Regions from separate parts of the Homo sapiens genome. Here region 2 is linked to region 1. The links are chromatin loops, found by intact Hi-C in ENCODE. Cell type or tissue: IMR-90. All regions are shown on one strand. Links, peaks and the distances in the headings refer to the core of each region. The heading gives the core; the rest is flanking DNA.

Region 1 (11,602 bases), core at 3,363-8,362:
TAAGGTGCTTACCTATCATTAACAAAATTATGCTTTCCTTATTGACAGAAAAGATCTGTTCACATTGTGAGAAGAATACATTACAGAATTAGCGAAGAACTAACAATTGAAAAGCATCACACAGATGGCTGCCAAGATGGGCTGCTTCCCAGCCCAAAATCTGCAACCCTCTAAGGTGGCTACAATTATCCTGAGGTTCACCATGAGTTTTTTTGAAAATATCTCAAAACAAAATTATACATGAGGCACTTTAATTAAAAATATATATGCCATACAGCATTTCGAAGAAAGGGGAAAGATGGCATGAAAGCAAGCTAACAATAGCAGGGCATTATAAACTTCCACAAGGTTGGGAGCCAACAATAGTAAGATTCAGTGGCAGTTTTTATGAATTCAGAGCATTGTGCCAAGGCACATTGTCAAAATGTCTGAAAATTTATTTTAATGTCAGCAACAAAATTATTCATTCATTGAAGAAATATTTACTGAGGGAATACTATATGTCAGGTACCAATACACACATTGCCTGCTATAAAGTTTGTATCATCAATGTATAGGAATGCTGGTATTCCTGAGCCCTTCTAATAGCATCTTAAAAATGATATTTAGCGGCCCCGCCGACCCACGGCCCACGACCCACCGACCCACGAATCGGCCCGGCCCCCGCGTTCACCATGTCTGGCTTCTCCAGCGTCGCCGCTACGAAGAAAGTGGTTCAACAGCTCCAGCTGGAGGCCGGGCTCAACAGCGTAAAAGTTTCCCAGGCAGCTGCAGACTTGAAACAATTCTGTCTGCAGAATGCTCAACATGACCCTCTGCTGACTGGAGTATCTTCAAGTACAAATCCCTTCAGACCCCAGAAAGTCTGTTCCTTTTTGTAGTACAATGAATCTTTCAAAGGTTTCCCAAACCACTTCTTATGATCCAGTGAATATTCAAGAGAGATACATTTGAAGCCTGTACAAAAGCTTATCCCTGTAACACATGTGCTGTAATATACAAAATTCTACTTTTGTCTGTCCTTAACATCTACCTCTGAATTTTTATGAATTTCTACTTCACAAGGGTAATTGTTTTATATACATTGGCAGCAGCATACAATAAAACTTAGTGTGCAAGTTTTAAAAAATGATATTTAGCAATATCATATTAGTGAAAACTAGTAACTTATTGTGGTTTATTATTTCTTTGAATACTAGTGATATTTGACACTTTTTCATATGTTTATTGATTATATGACCATTTGTAGTTCCTTTTTGAATAATCTACTCATAGCCTATGTCCACTTTTTTTTGACTCATCCATGTTTCTGTTTATATACAGGATAACAAATTCAGGAACAATGGGAAAGTAACATATAAAAATTTAATAGGAAATACAATAGAGATTATAAAACACTACCATTTGATTTTTTATGCAAATACTTCAATATTCCAATTTTTTCTCACTTGCTAAATAAAGCACACAACTTGAAATGCTAAATAATTGTGTTACTGTAAATCTTTTAAAGAATAAAATGTTGGTGAAAAACCAAAATTGCTTAGTAAGGTATGTATGACCTTGTTTATTATCTATCATAGACATCAAGATGATCATAGTTAATACCAACTTAAGCTTTACAGAATACTGTTTTAGGCCCAATATTGATATAATAAATGAAGGTATCAGAGAACCTTGTATTTATGGCATCAGGTTATAAAGATCTATTCAAAACCATTTTTGTCAAAATTTAAACTCTGGAACAAAAGTCAAATTGTTTCTAAATGAGACACAAAATAATTATTGCTAATAGTACAAATTTTGTCCTATGGGTAATACTATTGTATTTTTCTTTTTAAAAAAATTATTTCAATTTTTATTTTTGATTCAGGGAACACATGGGCAGGCTTGTTAGCTGGGTATACTGTGTGATGCTGAGGTTTGGGGTATGGATGATCCCGTCACCCAGGTAGTGAGCAGAGTACCCAGTAGGTAGTTTTACAGCTCTTGGTCCACACCCTCCCTCTGCAGTGTCTGTTGTTCCCATGTGTCCTCAGGTATTACTATTTTCAAGTTTTTTTCTTTTTATATATATATATATATTTTTTTTATTACACTTTAAGTTCTAGGGTACATGTGCACAACGTGCAGGTTTGTTACATATGTATACATGTGCCATGTTGGTGTGCTGCACCCATGAACTCATCATTTACATTAGGTATATCTCCTAATGCTATCCCTCTCCCCTCCCCCAACCCCACAACAGGCCCCGGTGTGTGATGTTCCCCTTCCTGTGTCCAAGTGTTCTCATTGTTCAATTCCCACCTATGAGTGAGAACATGCGGTGTTTGGTTTTTTGTCCTTGTGATAGTTTGCTGAGAATGATGGTTTCCAGCTTCATCCATGTGCCTACAAAGGACATAAACTCATCATTTTTTATGGCTGCATAGTATTCCATGGTGTATATGTGCCACATTTTCTTAATCCAGTCTATCATTGTTGGACATTTGTGTTGGTTCCAAGTCTTTGCTATTGTGAATAGTGCCACAATAAACATACATGTGCATGTGTCTTTATAGCAGCATGATTTATAATCCTTTGGATATATACCCAGTAATGGGATGGCTGGGTCAAATGGTATCTCTAGTTCTAGATCCCTGAGGAATTGCCACAGTGTCTTCCACAATGGCTGAACTAGTTTACAGTCCCACCAACAGTGTAAAAGCATTCCTATTTCTCCACATCCTCTCCAGCACCTGTTGTTTCCTGACTTTTTAATGATCGCCATTCTAACTGGTGTGAGATGGTATCTCATTGTGGTTTTGATTTGCATTTCTCTGATGGCCAGTGATGATGAGCATTTTTTCATGTGTCTGTTGGCTGCATAAATGTCTTCTTTTGAGAAGTGTCTGTTCATATCCTTTGCCCACTTTTTGATGGGGTTGTTTGTTTTTTTCTTGTGAATTTGTTTGAGTTCATTGTAGATTCTGGATATTAGCCCTTTGTCAGATGGGTGGATTGCAAAAATTTTCTCCCATTCCATAGGTTGCCTGTTCACTCTGATGGTAGTTTCTTTTGCTGTGCAGAAGCTCTTTAGTTTAATTAGATCCCATTTGTCAATTTTGGCTTTTGTTGCCATTGCTTTTGGTGTTTTAGTCATGAAGTCCTTGCCCACGCCTATGTCCTGAATGGTGTTGCCTAGGTTTTCTTCTAGGGTTTTTATGGTTTTAGGTCTAACATGTAAGTCTTTAATCCATCTTGAATTAATTTTTGTATAAGGTGTAAGGAAAGGATCCAATTTCAGCTTTCTACATATGGCTAGCCAGTTTTCCCAGCACCATTTGTTAAATACGGAATCCTTTCCCCATTTCTTGTTTTTGTCAGGTTTGTCAAAGACCAGATGGTTGTGGATGTGTGGTATTATTTCTGAGGGCTCTGTTGTGTTCCATTGGTCTGTATCTCTGTTTTGGTACCAGTACCATGCTGTTTTGGTTACTGTAGCCTTGTAGTATAGTTTGAAGTCAGGTAGCGTGATGCCTCCAGCTTTGTTCTTTTGGCTTAGGATTGATTTGGCAATGCGGGCTCTTTTTTGGTTCCATATGAACTTTAAAGTAGTTTTTTCCAATTCTGTGAAGAAAGTCATTGGTAGCTTGATGGGGATGGCATCGAATCTATAGATTACCTTGGGCAGTATGGCCATTTTCATGATATTGATTCTTCCTACCCATGAGCATGGAATGTTCTTCCATTTGTTTGTGTCCTCTTTTATTTCATTGAGCAGTGGTTTGTAGTTCTCCTTGAAGAGGTCCTTCACATCCCTTGTAAGTTGGATTCCTAGGTATTTTATTCTCTTTGAAGCAATTGTGAATGGGAGTTCACTCATGATTTGGCTTTCTGCTTGTCTGTTATTGGTGTGTAAGAATGCTTGTGATCTTTGCACATTGATTTTGTATCCTGAGACTTTCCTGAATTTGCTTATCAGCTTAAGGAGATTTGGGGCTGAGACAATGGGGTTTTCTAGATATACAGTCATGTCATCTGCAAACAGGGACAATTTGACTTCCTCTTTTCCTAATTGAATACCCTTTATTTCTTTCTCCTGCCTGATTGCCCTGGCCAGAACTTCCAACACTGTGTTGAATAGGAGTGGTGAGAGAGGGCATCCCTGTCTTGTGCCAGTTTTCAAAGGGAATGCTTCCAGTTTTTGCCCATTCAGTATTATATTGGCTGTGGGTTTGTCATAAATAGCTCTTATTATTTTGAGATACGTCCCATCCATACCTAATTTATTGAGAGTTTTTAGCATGACGGGCTGTTGAATTTTGTCGAAGGCCTTTTCTGCATCTATTGAGATAATCATGTGGTTTTTGTCTTTGGTTCTGTTTATATGCTGGATTACATTTATTGATTTGCGTATGTTGAACCATCCTTGCATCCCAGGGATGAAGCCCACTTGATCATGGTGGATAAGCTTTTTGATGTGGTGCTGGATTCAGTTTGCCAGTGTTTTATTGAGGATTTTTGCATCAGTGTTCATCAGGGATATTGGTCTAAAATTCTCTTTTTTTGTTGTGTCTCTGCCAGGCTTTGGTATCAGGATGATTCTGGCCTCATAAAACGAGTTAGAGAGGATTCCCTCATTTTCTATTGATTGGAATAGTTTCAGAAGGAATGGTACCAGCTCCTCCTTGTACCCCTGGTAGAATTCAGCTGTGAATCCTTCTGGTCCTGGACTTTTTTTGGTTGGTTCAAGTTTTTTTCTTTACATGAAACTACTGAAAGCAAAAGTATGTCATGCTTACAGGTTACTCTATGCATTTATCATTCTATTAATAAATGTCTTAAGTAATTAAGTAGTATATTAAGGCCATAAACCAAGTCATTATCTCATAGCAAAGGACTATTGTTATTCAATCATCTAGAAAATGCATTTTAGGCCAAGTGCAGTGGCTCATGCCTGTAATCCCAGCACTTTGGGAGGCCAAGGCAAGCAGATCATGAAGTCAGGAGTTTGAGACCATCCTGACCAACATGGTGAAACCCCGTCTCTACTAAAAATACAAAAATTAGCCAGGCGTGGTGGCGTGTGCCTGTAATCCCAGCTACTCAGGAGGCTGAGGCAGGAGAATCACTTGAACCCAGGAGGCGGAGGGTGCAGTGAGCTGAGATTGCGGCCACTGCACTCCAGCCTGGGTGACAGAGTGAGACTCTGTCTCAAAAAAAAAAGAATATTCATTTTAATGTATGCCCACTTTTTTAATGGTCTTTTAGTTATTGATTCTAAAAGGCTCTTTATACATTACTTTGTCATCTGTCTGACATTATTACCCCCAGTGGATGCCTGAAATGGCAAATAGTACTGTACCTTGTATACACTATGTTTTTTCCCATACATACATATCTATGATAAAGTTTAATTTATAAATTAGGCAATATAGAGATTAATAACAATAGAACAATTATAGCAATATACTTTAATAAAAGTTTTTTTTATTTACTAAATTGAGAATATTTAGCTTTTATTTTTTTTTCTGTTTTTTAAAAATGAGACAGGGTCTCACTCTGTCACCCAGGCTGGAACGCAGTGGCACGATCTCAGCTCACTGCAGCCTCGACCTCCCAGGCTCAAGCAATCCTCCCACCTCAGCCCCCCAAGCCTCTTGGACTACAGGCCTGTGCCACTATGCCTAATTTTTGTATTTTTTGTAGAGACAAGGTTTCACCATGTGGCCTAGGCTGGTCTCAAACTCATGAACTCAAGCTATCCACCTGCCTCGTCCTCCCAGTGTTGGGATTACAGGCGTGAGCCACCGAGCCTGGCCTACATTTTCATTGAAAGGAAGCACTTTACAGCTTTTCTTTGGCATATCCGAATTTCCAGCCTCACTACTCTTGCAGTCTGGGGAACTTATAAAGTAAAATAAGAGTTACTTGAACACAAGCACTGTGATACCACAACAGTCGATCTGATAACTGAGATGGCTACTAAGTGACTAATGGGTGAGTAGTTTAGACTGCGTGGTTACCCTGACAAAGGGAAGATTCATGTCTCAGGGGACAGAGCAGGATGGTGCAAGATTTCATCACCCTACTTAAAATCGTCCATAATTTAAAACTTATGAATTGTTTATTTCTGAAATTTTCCATTTAATATTTTTGGACCACAGTTGGCTGTGGGTAATTGAAACCACTGAAAGTGAAACCATGTATAAAGGGGGATTACTATATATTTGAGTAAGAGCTTCTAGAGACTGCTAAATTTGCTCCGTAACTATCAGAGTGGAAGTCAGCTAATGCTGTCAAATATTTTTATAAGGCCTATGAGTATTCTGGAATTATTTTGATGCTGTTCACTTCTCCTATTTCTGTATTAAATCTAATTTTATGTACACAAAACCAGATTATGTTACAGTCAAACAGATTCCAGGAATGTTCCACAAACAATATTGTTCAGTAGTCAATAGAGGACAAATTGGACTATAATCTTGCCAGTGACTTAAAACAAAGTGAAACAAAACATAAAAAACTAAAACATGTTACTATAGTTGCTGCCATCAACTTCCTCATCATTTTTGAAGTTGGTATTAATAGTAGCATCTTTGGAATATTTCAGCACTTTTTCAGTACTACATTTATGTAGAAAGGTCTGTGCTGGCATTTAAGCCAAACTCTATCACCCTGTTTTAAAAAGTCTTAGCAGGCATACACAATTACATCTTGGAGCCTTATGGATATGACAGTAATATTGACCTTTTCACAAGAAATGGCAGAAGCTAGTTTGAGGCAAAATCAGTGCTGCTCAGAAACTTGTGCCATCATCCTTGATGACAGATAAGTATTAAAATCTCCATTGAATTATTTTCTTTCTGTGATTCAGAGTCAATAAACAATTGCTGAATGCCTAATATGTGCCAGATGCTTTTCCATACAACCTTTTCCAGTCCTCACCACCCATCTATAACATAGGTATCTTCATTTCCATATGAGGAAATTGTAACTCAGAGAGGTTATATGATTTGTTCATGGTCACACTAGTAACTATTAAGTGGCAGAGATGGGACCTGAAGCCAGATTTTCCAGTTCTAAAAATCTAGCATTCTTTTGATTGTACCACAGTTGCCCTCCTCAGCAAGACTGGATGAGACAATGTGGATGCCCCAGGCAGGCTTATGTTCTGGTGCCTCTTCACCTGCATATATTTAAAATATTTGGTCAACATTTACTTAATGAGAGTAGGGAGAGACTGAGTTTCTATTTTAAATAGTGTATGTCTTTTTTCCTTATGTTTGAAATAAAAAATTCACTACCTACACTTATAACAATAATAGCTATCATTTATTGAGTGTTTACCGTATGTCAGGAACTATGCTAACCACTTTACATGCGTTATCTCATTTAATCCTAGGAGGTGAGCACTGTTATCGTCATCATCGTCATCATCACCACCACCATCATCATCCCCATTTAATAGATGAGGCCCAAAGTTTAAGTCACTTAGCCAAGATCACACAGCTAGTAAGTAGTGGAGCCAGGATTTAATCTCTGGTAGGCTCACATCTGAGCCTATGAGCTTAACCAATATGTTGTGTGTGTGTGTGTGTGTGTGTGTGTGTGTGTGTGTGTGTGTGTGTATGTTTTGCCTTCAACTACAGCAAAAAATCCTAAATTGGCATTTTAAATTACTGATTTATTACTTTCATTTCTTTTGTTTGTTTTGTCACTCAAAACTAAATATAATGGCAGTAACTTACAGGGATATAATTATAAAATCAGATAACTTACAGGTATATAGTTATAAAATCACGTTCAGGCCAGGCGTGGTGGCTCACGCCTATAATCCCAGCACTTTGGGAAGCTGAGGTGTGCAGATCACCTGAGGTGGGGAGTTCGAGACCAGCCTGACCAATATGGAGAAACCCCGTCTCTATTAAAAATACAAAATTAGCCGGGCGTGGTGGCGCATGCCTGCAATCCCAGCTACTCGGGAGGCTGAGGCAGGAGAATCGCTTGAACCCAGGAGGCGGATGTTGTAGTGAGCCAAGATCGTGCTGTTGCACTCCAGCCTAGGCAACAAGAGCGAAACTCCTTCTCCAAAAAAATAATAATAATAAAAATAAAAATAAATAAATAAGTTAAATAAAATCACATTCAAAAGACCTTAGAATTTCTCCTTTTTTTGTTTTTTTTTTTTTTTTTTTTTTTTACAACAAACCATTTTCCACTTTTCTGTAGTTTTTATTTTGTCCTCAGTGTCCTTTTGCAATTCTCCAAACCAGGTAACTTTGGGGAAGGTATAGTAGAGGATTTAAAATTTAGATAAGGAAATGAACCCTTCATTCTTGATAAAGAGCATTGCAACATGCAGTATTTTGTTTCTCAATATCAGGTGATTGTGGAGAGTTGCCTACTTTCAGCAACTCCCATCTTGCTAATCTCACCGTTGGTGGCACACCCTTTAACTTGCACGCGCTTGTCACGAAAATAGAGTGGTTGGCACCAGTGAGGACTGGCTTGCTTTTGCTTTTAATTTTTTACTCAAAGGTCCCAGCCTCCTTAGGTGAAAGAAGTGGCCAATTTTCATTTCACCAATTACTTTAGGAAGTACTGGCAGAAACCCAAGGTATGCAGCACCATATTTATGTTTTATTCCAGGGATTTTTAAACATCCCTTTTAAATTGGCACCCCAGGCAGTTCCCTGGCTGACCCATTGCTTAATTCTCCTCTCTCTCAGGAAGGCTATGGAGGAATTGATGAATCTAATTAGGTATCCAGAACTAGAGAGTTGATGAAGAAGAAGGATATGGTTTGGATACATGTATATTGATTCAAATATTAAAGGACAATTTTCTATGAGTTTCAGCTGACCCTGGAGGGCATACAGATTCCAGAACAAAATCCATTGAGTGGATTTACCTCCCCTGCCATTTGTAAACAGGCGAAACCTGATTATAATGAATATCAGAGGGCAGCTGGAGCCTGCAGGTTGAATACTGATGTTACGGGCTGTGTAATTACTATGCAATTTTATTACCAGGCATTTCATATGTATAATTATAATGAGGTTTAGATAATTTAGAAAAACGGCTGATCATAAGCAATGTCAGGCCATCTACAATCTGAGCTTCACCTTTGTGTTAATTAAAGCAAAATCTTCAAGTAGAACTGGAAATGAAGGGTCACACCCAATGAAAGGTCTCTCCCACCCTGGCTTCTTGTCTGTCCACTCATTGTTTGTACTTCTGAGGAAAACTCAAAATTTCACTGCCTGGTACTTCTGTGTTTAAAGATCACTCTTCTTCCCTTCTCCATTCTTTGTGGGTACAAGTCTGTTTTAGGTCTTCTTTTTTCTCAAATGTCTTATTGTGTTAGAATACATGAAACATAAAATGTACCATCTTAACTTTTTAAATGTATAGTTCAGTGGTATTAAACACATCATCATGTTAAACAACCATCACCACCATCCATCTCCATAACCCTTTTCATCTTGTACAACTGAAACTCTGTAGCCATTAAACAATGACTCCCCATTCTTGCCTTCCCTCAGTCCCTGGCAATCACTGTTCTGTTTTCTGTCTCTATGATTTTGACTATTCTAAGTACCTCATATAGGTAGAATCATACAGTATTTGTCTTTTTGTGACTGGCTTATTTCACTTAGCATAATGTCCTCAAGGTTCACCCATGCTGTAGCATATTGCAGAGTTTCCTTCTTTGTTAAGGCTGAATAATGTTTCATTGTATGTATATACCACATTTTGCTTATCCATTCATCTGTTGATAGACACTTGAGTTGCTTCCTGTTTTAGCTATTATGAATAATGCTGCTATGAAAATAAGTGTACAAATATCTCTTCAAGACACTGTTTTCAAGTCATTTGGGTATATACCCATGAGCAAAATTGAAGGATCATATAATTCTATTTTTTATTTTTTTGGGAACTGCCATACTGTTTCCCACAGTGGTTGAACCGTTTTACATTCCCACCAACTGTATACAAGAGTTCAATTTTCTCTACATCCTCACCAATACTCTTTATTTTCTGTTTATTTATAGTAGCCATCCTATGCTTTGGGTCTTAATAAGATGTCTCTGACTAGGATTGAGATTTTCAAATCAAGTGTAGAAAGTGGAGGCAGTTTTGTGTCTTTATACCTGAAAAAACAAACCCTCCTCCTTCAAATGCTGAAGAAAAATACAGTGATGACATTTTAGAATTTCAAATGAGAACAAATAGTCTAAAAACACAACAGAATATTTGAAATGGAAACTGCCCCAGAAAACTTGAATAATTAAAGCTATAATGTATTTTGAGCACCTACTATGTGACAGACACTAGGAAAAGTACTTCCCACATATATTATCTCATTTAATCCTTTCAATAACTCTTTTAAGAAATGGGTCCTAGAGTACCCATCTCTGCAGATGAGGAAACTAAGGTGTAGACAGGTTTAAACTACTTGCCCAAGGTCACATAGCAATTAAATGGCAGAGCTGGAATTCAAATCCAGGAATGACTAACTCTAGAGGCTTTTCACTTAACCACCAAGAGGACCTGCCATTTCCTTAGATGTTTACAGGCTCTAAAATAATTTCTTTGTGGAAGGAATTCAAAGGCAAGAGAGTCAAATCAATATTTCCATCTGTGTATAAAACCTACATGATTTTTGACATATCCAAGAATAACATAAATTACAGGAAGGGCATTTGGGCATTCTATCTCTCATTCCTGGGGGTGGCAGCCTTCCCTACCTCAGGTTCATCCCATAAGCCTATCCAGAGTCCATTCTTGGCCAACCAAATTGATCTCTGGAAAGTGACTTGGCATGGCTCTTCCTACATTAATTTCATCAAAGCAATAATAATCATGAAATCATGGGCTCCATATTAGATTTTTTTTTTTTGAGACGGAGTCTTGCTCTGTTGCCCAGGTGATCTGAGTTCACTGCAACCTCTGCCTCCTGGGATCAAGCAATTCTCCTGCCTCAGCCTCCTGAGTAGCTGGAACTACAGAAACATGCGACCACACCTGGCTAATTTTTTTTGTTTTTTTGTTTTGTTTTGTTTTGTTTTGTTTTTTTAGTAGAGACAGGGTTTCACCATGTTGGCGAGGCTGGCCTTGAACTCCTGATCTCAGATGATCCACTCACCTCGGCCTCCCAAACTGCTGGGATTACAGGCGTGAGCCACCACACCCAGTCGAGATGTTTTTTTAAAAAAATACACATCAAAATAAATAATGTTCATCTACGAGTACCTAAAATCATCTCATGTACCACCAGGGGTATATATACAGCATACGGAATAGCACGGATCTGGATGATCTCTAAGTGACTTTCTAACCTTGACATGCAATGAAACACCTAACCTCTAAAAATAGCTCAAAAAGGTTGAGACTGGTTTAGGCAGGATGGTAATTTGCCAATCCTTGCTCACTTTCTCCTCCTGCAGTCTCCAGTCTTTGCTTAACTGTCCTCCATTTTTGAGAGATTTTTCACAGCTTTTCAGAAGAAACTGGGCACTTCCAAGAGAGCAACCTCCTTTTATTTCTGCAGCTACTGATCTTCATCATCCAACTTAGGTGTTACATCCTTAGAAATGAGGCTCTCTCTGACCTTTTT
Region 2 (11,602 bases), core at 3,236-8,235, 55 kb after region 1:
GTTTTGTGTGGACATAAGGTTTCAGCTCCTTTGGGTAAATACGAAGGAGCATGATTGCTGGAGTGTATGGTAAAAGTATGTTTAGTTTTGTAAGAAACTCTCAAACTGTCTTCCAAAGTGGTTGTACCATTTTGCATTCCCACCAGCAATAAACAAGAGCTGCTATTGCTGCACATCCTTGGAGATACTTCTGTATCAGCACACCTGCAACTTCCTGGTTCTTTTCTTTTTAAAAACTATTTATTTTGAAATAATTACAGGCTCACAAGAAGTTACAAAAATAGTGCAGCAAAATCCTGTGTACCCATCACTCAGCTTCCCACTGGTGATATATAATTATAGTGTATTATCAATACTAAAAAATTGATTGTCACAATGTAATCAACTAGACAGCAGTACCTGTTTCTTTTTAATGCCTACAAGACATTCCATTCTATGGGTGTTTTATTTAACCAGTCCTTTATTGCTGGGCATTAAAATTGTAGTATTGCTGGTATAGGGAAAGATAGGAGAAAATAAAGTCTGTGTATTCGGGGCCACTGCTGGCATTTACATTGCTTTTATGTGAATTAGAAAAGAGTTCCCTCTCTGGGTGGATGTAGTCCCATAGGCACATGGCTTGGGAAACTAGAATATAACCTAGATAAATGTTTTTAGCACCTCTGCATATATATCTCTTTGAACTTAAGTGGGAATACATATGCAGGATAATGGACTGTCATTTAAATTCTGCAATATAACATCAGTGTTCCAATGTGAAACTTCGAAGCTGTCCCTTTCAGATTTAGCATGTGCTCCCATCCTCCTACCTGTAACCGTCATCACCTCTCCCAAGTACCTTAGGTCTTGTATATTTTGTGTTATTATTATTATTAAGACAGAGTCTCACTCTGTCGCCCAGGCTGGAGTGCAATGGCACGATCTCTGCTCACTGCGACCTCTGCCTTCCAGTTTCAAGTGATTCTCCTGCCTCAGCCTCCTGAGTAGCTAGGACTACAGGTGCGCACCACCACGCCGGCTAATTTTTTAAAATACTTTTACTAGAGATGGGGTTTCACCATGTTGGCCAGGCTGGTCTTGAACTCCTGACCCCAAGTGATCTGCCCACCTCAGCCTCCCCATGTGTTGGGATTACCAGCATGAGCCACCACGCCCGGCTTGTATTTTCTATTATTTATGTACATGTCTACCTTACATTGGATAGTAAGCTTCTGTCTTCTTCTTTATATTTTCTGTCTTCATCTTTATATTTTCTTTCCCTTCTCTTCCCCACTCCACTATTATCAATCTACATAGAACATCATTTTTTATAAACGTGCTGAGTGAATTTTTGTTTAAAATTTTTCTTAAGGTGAGGAAGTTAAGAGCAGTGAATTTTTAAATCTGCCTCTCAATACTTCAAGAGGTGTCATGAAATTTTTAAACCAAAATTATTTTCAATTAAAGTACCCACACACTCCACACTCATAGGAGAGAAAAAGAGTGTGTTATTAAGTCAACCAACTCATAATGGGGTGCTACAGTTTCAAAAACATTAATAAGCATTGTAGTATTGAAGAAAACGGGGTAGTAGAACTTGTGACATTGCAAGCAGGGAAGTATTTTATATGTATTGTACACTCATGTTCAATAAGTAGAATTCTGAGAAGTTGCATAAGTCTTGTGCCCTAAAAATTCCTGATTTCATCAGATCTTAACTTCTGTATGCCATTGATTTAGGAGGGAAATTGTCCATTTTTAACACTGGCCTTTTCATTACTGTTAAGCACCAGAAATATTTTATAAAATTTTAATAATATTAAATATTTCATTAAAACTTACATCATTGGACTCATATGTGGTACATATCAGGACTGCTACAAACACACAAGAATGGAAATGTACTTTTTAAAAAAAATGTGTTTTCTATTACATAGACGTTATACTAGCAATGTAACTAAAATTAGCAGAGTAATCATACAGCCTAATCAGCACATAAATCTTATACAAGTGACAAGTTAAAATAGATAATAGTAGTTGCAAAAGTAGCTTGAGATCAATATCGGGTGGTTATGTTTGCTTGTATATACTATTTAAGGAGGTAAGCATTGGGGAAGTTGGGCTGAATAAAACGGGGGAGGCAAGGGTGAGAAATGCTCTTTAGATCTAATGTTCACAGTGGATCATCAAGTGAGAATTGCTTTGCTAGCAACACATAAATATTTTTTCATTATAGGGGATGACTGTTACTGGGAAAGCATTGGAGTAAATATTTGTTTTCCTTGATTATTTGCTGTAAATAATTTTTTGTAACCAAATCAACAAAGTACTGTGAGTTCACTATAGGATATTACATTGTAATATAGAAGTTCCTGTTTTCCTGATGTTAACTATAATGGGTTTCTACCTGTATTCCAGGAAATAGAGCAAGTTGGGTTGATTCCAGTATGTTTTATTTTTCAGCTTCAGTGCTAAAATCAGATTGTGTGCAACTCTGAATCATGGTTCTATAAATTCTTGGCTATACTAAGTAAATTACAGTATATCTTCCAGTACAATTATAAGAATGCTGTAACATGCAGGATGTTTTCTTGAGCGTTTTCATGATTAAAGATTAATTTCTTCCTGAATTTGGCTTGATAGATTTGTATTGAAGAGCACTGTCAACTACCATTTGAGTGCCATCTGTGTATTTGACAGTATACTGTGGACTAATAGGAATTTAACGAATAAAATAGTGCATTTTTGGTTTGGCAGGATTTCTTACAGAGATAAATAGGCTGGGCACATTTGCCTTGTAGGTATGTGTGTTTATGTACATATATGTTTCATATCAACGTTGGCCTGTAAACTTCCAGTATAAATAGAATAATTTACCAACTTGTTCTTCCACTGGGACATAATGTAAGTAAACTATCTTTTCTAGCTAACTAAGCAGGTGGCTATTTCTATGACTAGTATGTTTCAAATTTTAATATACATTGATGTAATTAAATTTTGTGTGTGTCTATGAGTATAATCATCTCTCATTATCTCTGCTTCTGTGGGGGATCCTAATGTAAATAGTGTAAAATAGTAATATCCTTGCCTCCTTTTCTTGACTTTTTCCCTCATTCTGTGAACTGGCTTTATGTGCCTTCTGTACCTTGCTCCAGTGCCTTAAGTGGTCAGAAGTGGGTGACTAAAAGAGGTAGAAATTGCCACATGTGGATAATGGGGAGTTGGGTATTTATGATAATACATGGGAATGAGGGAGACATATTAATAATTTTGAAGTTAATGGACTTATTTGTTGAGGGAAGGATTCATGGACAGTTTTGAATTATGTTTCAAATATGGATTTAGAATTTTATTTAGGGGGAGAGGACTAGACATTCTAGTCAGTGAGGATCATAAACAGAGCTGAGTAAGTAGTTTTGTTTAGAGAGCTGTTGGGAAATAAGTATATTTGAGAATTCTTGAATCAAGAGAGAGAAGAGTGGAGTGGCTTAAAATTAAAGCATCTGTTTATTCATTTTGACTTGATTTTCTAACCTATGTGGGAATGCTGTAGAAGTTATATGGTTGAATAAGTGAGGGATTAGACACATTTAAATCAGAGTCATTATTGAAGAAAATATCAGAATAGTTTAGTCCAGGGTGGACTCTAGTCTACATAAGAATTAGCTGTGAGATTAGATTTGTGAGGAAAGAATAAGTACAAACAATAGTACAGGAAAGAAATGGTATAGTTTGGCATTTAACTGAATAATGTGGGTGGTGATCTAGAGGCTCATGTTAGGCTAGCATTGTTTATCCAAAAAGAAGGGCTGTACCATTTCTAATGAATTTGGAGAGCTCTGTCAGCCATACATTGATGAAGCCCTGCAGTAATGTCTATGATTTTGCTTGCAGTTATACTTTGAAGATCTCCAGTATTCTGTCAGTTTCTGAGAGCGCACAATCTGACTCTTGAAATTCTGGTAGAGCTTGTGAGGAGAAATCAAGAGAAATTGCTGAGAACCTATTATGTGGTGTGCATCCTTCTGGATGTTTTACATACCTGCTTTGCTTCCCTGTTTCTCTACCAAATCAAATCTTCTGTAAAGATATATGAGGGTGGGTAGGTGAATGGGCATCGTGCTGAGGGAGAACTCTCCACTCTTCAAAGTTTTTGCCACCTAAAAAATGCCAAAAGCCATGGTGCTACTTCAGCTCTTTGTGAGATTTCTAGCCTGCCTTCTTCCTTTACTCTTTTTGATTTATGCTATCTGATGGCTCCAAGTCACAGATACTGAGCTAAAGTCCTTTCTGCAGTCATGGTCCTCTTTCTTGCTTCCCTGAACTACCAAACTGGCTAAGTGTCTCTCCTTTGTGTCCCATAATTCCTCATTCATAGCTATTTTCTTATCATTTACTGCTGTATATTAAATTCTATTCATGTATTTCTCTCCTTCACTTATTAGAGTATAAGCTCCTGAAGAGTGAGGATGGTCTTTTTCCTTTCTTATCCCAAGTGCATGGCAAAAATAGTAGAGAAGGTGCTTAATAATGGTTTCTTGTACTAAGTTGACCCCATCAACTGCAGTTTGGCTTCTCATCTTGTTTATCCTTGTGGGATGGCCTTGTACACTGTCTAAACCATTCTCTCTATTGCGAAAGAATGGGGCAAGGAAACTTCTTAGCTTTCTTTTTAGTCTCTTTTATTCCAGCCACTCTATGCTTTGAATACCTAGTTTTGACTTGCTTCCCGGTAACAGACTAAGTCTTTCAGGGGTATGGTATTCACAACTCTACCCTGTACTAGACAGTGTCATGTAGACTAGTAACTTGGAAGATTAAGGTATAAGAAATTGTTGAGGTCGGGTATTCTGAGCATCAGTATACACACTGATTTCTTCCCCAGAATGGTGATACTCAGGAAACCAGGGAGCCCCTGGTTACATAAGGAAGTGTGAACTGCTGCAGATAGAAATTGGAACAAGACATCCTCATTACTGTAACTCTGAGGTCTAATAGATGTCCTCCCTACAACTACAACAAGGTGGTCTGTGTTTTCCAGGATTGGAGAAGAAACCAAAACAATTTGACAGTTTTTGTCAACTAGGTCTGGAGGCACTTCCCTGAAGTAAAAAGATCATCTGATTCAACGACTCCTCCTCAGTCTCAGTCACATTAGGTGACTACACCAGTTAGTGTGTCTCTGCATTTTGGTTCTATTTGAGAAAAATGTTTCTGTATGGAAAGGTAACACAATAGTAAGAGATAGTTTATCCTTCATCCCCTCTTTTGACACCCTACTCTTGAATTCTGATAGCTGGAGTTCTTTTTCTTAAACCCACTACCTTCACAAGAAGGCAAACTGTTTAAACTCACCTATCTCTCACATGATAGTAGCTGGTCTCATAATTGACAGAATCATTGGCAGTAAGACCATTATCTCTTTTAACCAGTGGTTGAAAATTCTACTTAGTTGTCTATTGGAGCTCAAGAAACTATTAACTTATGAACGTAATTTAGTATTGAAGCACCTTGTGGGCCTCCTGGCTATCAAAGATAATCAGATACCCCAAAAGGACCCTTGAACTGGTATCAAAATTCAGTAGTAACTAATGTAGGATACTAGGGATTAGCCTCATGATTTTTTTTAACTAAGGTCTCCAGATGGCCAATGAATTTATGAAACCGGAAGGAGCTGGTGGAATGGGAGGACAGAGAAGATGACGTTAAGTAACTTTGCATACATGCTCTAATTTTTTTTTTTTTTTTTGAGACAGGGTCTCACTCTGCCACCCAGGCTGGAGGGCAGTGGCACAATCACAGCTCACTGCAGCCTCAACCTCCCAGGCTCAGGTGATCCTCCCACCTGAGCCTCCCAAGTACCTAGGACTACAGGCGCACAACACCATGCCTGGCTAATTTTTGTAAATTTTTTGTAGAGACGGGTTTTTGCTATGTTGCTCAGGGTGGTCTCAAACTCATGGGCTCAAGTGATCCGGCTGCCTGGGCCTCCCAAAGTGTTAGGATTACAGGAGTGAGCCATTACGCCCGGCCCATGCTCTAATTTTTTAATGGTCATGTGCCCATTGAGCATTCATCATTCAGGTGAGTCATAACTAGAGACTGTATAAGGGTATTGTGAAACTCTATGCAGTTCTTTAGTCATGCTGGGGTTGGGTTCTTTTAAAAACAGACCATTTCCAGATAGTAACCATATATTCTGGATTTCCAGGACAGCCCTGATTTCATTTTGTCCCATTGTGTCCATAAGTATACTTATGTTCGTTAGACGTTATGCCAGTTTTTGGCTTGGAAAATATGGACATCAGGCATATAAGGACTTCCTTCTTGCCAACTGAAAACAGTTCATCACAGCATAGCCTTGCTCTTTCAACCCTGCCATCCTAACTGCCAGCAGTCTCTGATTTTGCTCCCATCTTGTATCTCCCACACTTACTTTAACCCTTTGTGAGTTAATTTATCTCTTTTCTTTGGTGTCTCCTTGCCTCTGGAGTCCAGCAAATTGTGTATCCTTATACTCTCACAAAGCTACTTGTATCCTAGCATTTTGGTAATAGGATGTACTCTTTTGAAAAATGGGACACTTTCTTTTTTCCCAGGGTGCTCTTGGGGGTTGAAAACTGTTCTGTGAGATACTCATCTTCAGAGGCCTCCGAAAACACATTCAGTAAGAAGCAGTACTACTACTACTACCATGTATTGAGTGTTTACTATGTATGAGAAGTTGGGTAAAATATTTTTAAAATCTCATTTAATCCTAACCACCTGTGAGATTGGTAGTGTTCCCTTTTCACAGATAAGGAAATATACTTAGAGAGTTTGAGTTTTTCAAGATTCTGCATTTGGAAATCCTTGCTACATTCCAATAAGATATTAGTTGTGTACATACCAGGCTTAGAATTGTGGATGAACTACCAATGACTCCAACCCCATTATAGAAGAAATTTCACCTTTTTACTTGGTACCACCAGGAAATAAGTATTTCTATACTCTTGGTAGATGAATTTTTATACATTCTTCTTGTATACCACTGGTCCTCAAACTTGAGAATGCATGAAAACCACCTGAAGGGCTTGTTACTCCCAGTTTCTGATTCAGTAAGTGTGAGAATTAAGTGTGTAAAATTAAACTTGAGACTTAATTTCTAGTAAGTTCCCAGTGATGCCAACGTTGCTGGTCCAGGGACCACACTTTGAGTCATTGTTACATACTAATTATTTTTTATTCAGCAAATCATTATTCAGTACTTATGGTGTTCTAGGCACCGTTCTAAGCACTGTGGATATAATAATGAAAAGGTTAGGCAGGGTCTTTGTTTTCATAAAGCTTATAGTCTAGTGGGACAGATGACTAATTTTATTGGGATAAGTGAACAGGGATTGCCATAGAGAACAACAGAGTTGCTATCCTCTACTTTAGATGGGTTGAGAACCCTGTCTAAAGGATGGTAGTTGGGTCTCTTTGAGGAGGTGATAGTCTAAGACCTAAAGGATATGAAGAGCTCATATGGCTTTCACGCTTGAATTTTCTTAGCTCCAACTTCTGTTGCCATCACTGGTGATGACTACCTTGGGAGAACTCCATGAATTTCAGACTGACCCCTGTGTAATTCATTCTTTGGTACTTTGTGTGGCCTTGGCCAAGCTTGACTGAATAGTTCCTTTAAGATTGTTTACCCCCTCTCCACCCCAACCTTCCCCCACCATCCAGTATAGATACAGAAGTCAGAGGAATTTTAAGAGTGGGCTAATTTTGTCTTCTGGCTTCACCTAGATCACATTCTTTGGTATATGATGGCTTGAGAAGAATATATGCTAAGGAATTGTGCCTGTGAACCTGCCATTCATGGCCACTGCCCTTACCTTATAACTATCAATGATACCTTAAGATTCTGTCTTAATTGCCAGTTTGCAAATTTGCCTCAAAAGGGGAGACAGTGTGGGAATCTCCACAACTCCTTAGCTACCCTGATGTTAGGTTTCTCTAGGGAAGATTTCTAGATTCATGCAGTCTAAGAAGGTGTTGTCAGAGCAACACAAAACCAAACTTCCCTTCCAGTTGTGGTGACTAAAGCTGGAAAAATTCTAGATATTCGAAGGAGACTTTCTACGGAACTATCATGATTTCTTGCCTTCAGAGTTTTAGTTCTGAAGTTTGATGCCTTACTCTTTTTTTCCCCCCTCTGGTTCTGTCCTACCATGACTTAACCAGCTTTTCCTTTGAATCCCTCCTGCCTCTGGAGCCATTTCCTTGCTGTCTAGTTTCATTTTATTTTTTATTTTTATTTTTATTTTTGAGACAGAGTCTCACTCTGTCACCCAGGCTGGAGTGCAGTGGCAAGATCTCAGCTCACCGCAACCGCCGCCTCCTGGGTTCATGCGATTGATTCTCCTGCCTCAGCCTCCTGAGTAGCTGGGATTACAGGCCTGTGCCACCACGCCCAGCTAATTTTTGTATTTTTAGTAGAGATGGGGTTTCACCATGTTGGTCAGGCTGGTCTCAAACTCCTGACTTCAAGTGATCCACCCTCCTCGGCCTCCCAAAGTATTGGGATTACAGGTGTGAGCCACTGCACCCAGCCTCATTTTATTTTAATTAAATATTTTCTCTGGTATTCTGTTCCTTTGGAGGAAAAGAGACCCTTACCAGGTGCTACGGTATGAATATTTGTGACCTCCCACCAGATTTATATGTTGAATTCTAATCTCCAAGATGATGCTATTAGGAGGTGGGGTTATTTGGGAGGTGATTAGATCACAAAGGTGGGGCCCTCATGAATGGGATTGGTGCCCTTTTATAAAAGAGGCCCAAGGGAGCTCATTCATCCTTCCCACTGTGTGAGACACAGCAAGATGTTGTTGTTTATGAGGAATGGGCCCGCATCAGACACTGAGTCTGCTGGCTCCTTAATCTTGGACTTCCTGGCCTCCAGAACTATGAGAAATAAATTTGTTATTTGTGAGCTACCCATTTTATGGTATTGTAAATAGTCCAAACAGACTAAGACAACAGATATTTCTCTAGGTATTTTCAGGCAGAGCATTTCACTTGGCCTAGGTGTATGTATTTTTGGATAGCAGACTTCCTTAGTCTTCTCTCAATAAATTCCTGAACCAGAGAAGGGGAATATGAGTAATTGACTTTTCTGGTTGCCAAAGATGTCTTTAGTTTACATGAAAAATGTTTTGAACAGTTATCCAGTGCATGCTTAAATGGGCTGTCTCTTATAACACATCTGCACATACAGGCCAGATTTAACTACCTTACCCAGATTGAAAATTTCCTTTTCCTTGTGGACTCAGAAGTTTCTTCCTGCTAGTCTGGTTCCTGATGGTATACAGTGGATAAACATTTTTTTTTTGTTAACCCATATATCAACCATAAGAATGACTGAAATAAAAAAGGAAATGGTGTGCCAGCTCACTCATAGCTGGAGATGATAAACCTTTTCTGTTGCTTTAGAGCCAGATATCCTTGGTTGGTAGTGTCATGTCTGCTCCATATTAACAGTGTCTTGGGCAAGTAAACCAATCTTGCCGAGAAGAAGAAAATGCATATGAAAGCACCTAATAGTACTTAATTCATAATATCATAATATGCTCTCACTGAATGTTAATGCTTGCTTTCCTCCTTGATGTTCTTAAAGCCCTGAAACACTTGATTGAGCAAGGCATAATCTCTCATGGTGTACCCCATCAGCACCATAATCTTACATTTTCCAGATATGGAATCCGTTTAAGAACTACCTGCTTAATTATATTTATTATAAAAATGATAATCTCAGAGTATCCCTACTTCTTCAAGGTATCCAAGAAAGGAAATTAACAATTTTGGGCGTCTACCTAGTAGAGGTCTCATTGACCCAAAATGATGATAGCATTAATAATTATACCTTTATTGACAGAATTATAATACTTAGCAGTTTCCAGGAACTTTTTAATGGATAGCGTCCTTGGATTCCTGTAGCAGTTCATCAAGTAGGCAGTCCCCATCTTGCATATCTGTGTCCAAGGATGAAGGGAATAGGATGATTCCTTCATGGTCTTTTGACTGATGGATAGTGGAGCTGAGCTTTGGGCCTAAGTCTTCTGACACCCCTCCTTTCCCTGCCCTATTCCAGCACTTTTATCCAACTATGCCACATTTTTTTTTTTAATCTGAGGTTCTGGTACATGATTTCTCAAATTACTAGAATTCTAAGACAAAATGTTTCTTAGGTTTCACCTCATTTTATCTCTGAGATGTTTATGTTCCTAAGAGATAGTTCTTACGTGTGGGAGTTTTAAACTCTACCTAGAGGTCAGAGAAAGCTGTTTATGCCTTTGATGTAAATTTTGTGCACCATACTTAGACTATACTACACATTCCAAAACAGTATTTCTTGGGCCTAGACTTGTAACAAAACTCTCTAGTGTGATGTATTCTCATTCACTCTTTTATATTAACCTATTTTATTCTTTCAGCAAACATATTTAGCCCTTACTATGTGTCAGGGGATAGGAATAGGACCGTGCAAAAAGACAACCTCTGTTTTCTTGGAGCTTACGCTGTAGTGGATAGGAAATAAGCAAATGGGTAGTGATGTGTACTGTGAAGAAAAATAAAGCACTTTTAAATTTTCGCCCAAGCCATGAGATTACTAAATTGTGGTATCTATCAGTGACCCCTTGTAGACCTTATAGACCTTCTAAAAAGTTAGTTATTGAGAAGATGGCCCAGGAAAGGAACATTGTCTCTGACATCCCTGTGCAGTTTCTACCTTCTTTTCCATTATTTGAACTAAGATCTTGCTTTCTTGTATGGTTGTGAGCAACCCTGATCGAGTGGAGTGTAAGGGCATGGCCAAACAAAGACAGATTGGAGAGGAAGCCTGTTAGGAATAAAGCACCTTCGGAGAAACAGTCTCACAACAAATACTGTTAGAGTTGTATTTGTCATTTATCCTTTAAATGTAATGTGTTGCCTTATAGAGTGTCACATCAAGAACACTGAAAAGAGATGTATTTCAAAATATGTATTTAGCTATACAATGGTTAACAAAACACAGCATAAAAAGCAGCCTCCTTAAATGCTTCTAGTTTTATGGTGTACTACTGTAGAATGAGTTCTTTTTGACTGAAGTGTTTTAAAAGTTTTGAAGAACCAGGGAGTCTGCAAGTTGGAAAGAAGCCATTCTTACCATGAGGCAAATATACTTGAGTTTAATTTTTAAACTATAACTGCTGTTTGACCTTAAATTAAGACAGTCTGTTTTCATTGTGGTGTTTTACTGGTTTAACAATGAGAACATTTAAAGCAGCTGCCACCAATTAAAATGATTCATAAGTGCTGGTTGTAAATAAATATTCTTGAAATTTTAACTCAGTGAAGTCAGTCTTTTTAGTGGCACTTTCTTTCTGGAAAGCAATTTGGTAAAATGCATCAAGAGCTATAAAAATGTTCATACACTTTGATCTGGTAATTCAGTTTCTTAAATATCCTTAGAAAATAAAACTGAGATCTTGATAAACTTTAATAAATAAAGATGTCCCTCACAGTTTATCAAGGAAATAGTTGCCTAAATTATGGTCTACCTATATGATGTACCATGGGGCCATTAAAATATTTTTGAAGAGTATTAACC

What was found. Hi-C counts contacts between places; a loop is a spot of excess contacts. Peaks named below come from ENCODE experiments on the same cell type or tissue, not always from the same donor. Only the 100,000 strongest peaks of a DNase experiment are listed, where the experiment ranks them.
Region 2: a loop joins it to region 1, with 5 times the contacts of the local background. A loop is called at or near these places in 1 of 110 quality-filtered maps.

The regions. Positions count from the first base shown.
Region 1 is chrX:110,335,982-110,347,583 of GRCh38, reverse strand. It overlaps GNG5B (G protein subunit gamma 5B), which reads left to right and starts at 611. Exons shown (of 1, transcript NM_001396022.1): 1 at 611-1,130. The coding sequence starts at 675. The coding sequence ends at 881. It also overlaps a transcript of AMMECR1 not described here. RefSeq lists enhancers at 5,920-5,979, 5,990-6,139. In IMR-90, for the core only: no CTCF peak of the experiment used is centred there; a DNase peak (open chromatin) is centred at 5,993; H3K27ac peaks cover 842 bases.
Region 2 is chrX:110,280,798-110,292,399 of GRCh38, reverse strand. The region is part of intron 1 of AMMECR1 (AMMECR nuclear protein 1); the gene reads left to right. Among named protein-coding and RNA genes, the nearest start is that of AMMECR1, 31 kb to the left of the region's middle. In IMR-90, for the core only: no CTCF peak of the experiment used is centred there; DNase peaks (open chromatin) are centred at 4,579, 6,079 and 8,019; H3K27ac peaks cover 2,856 bases.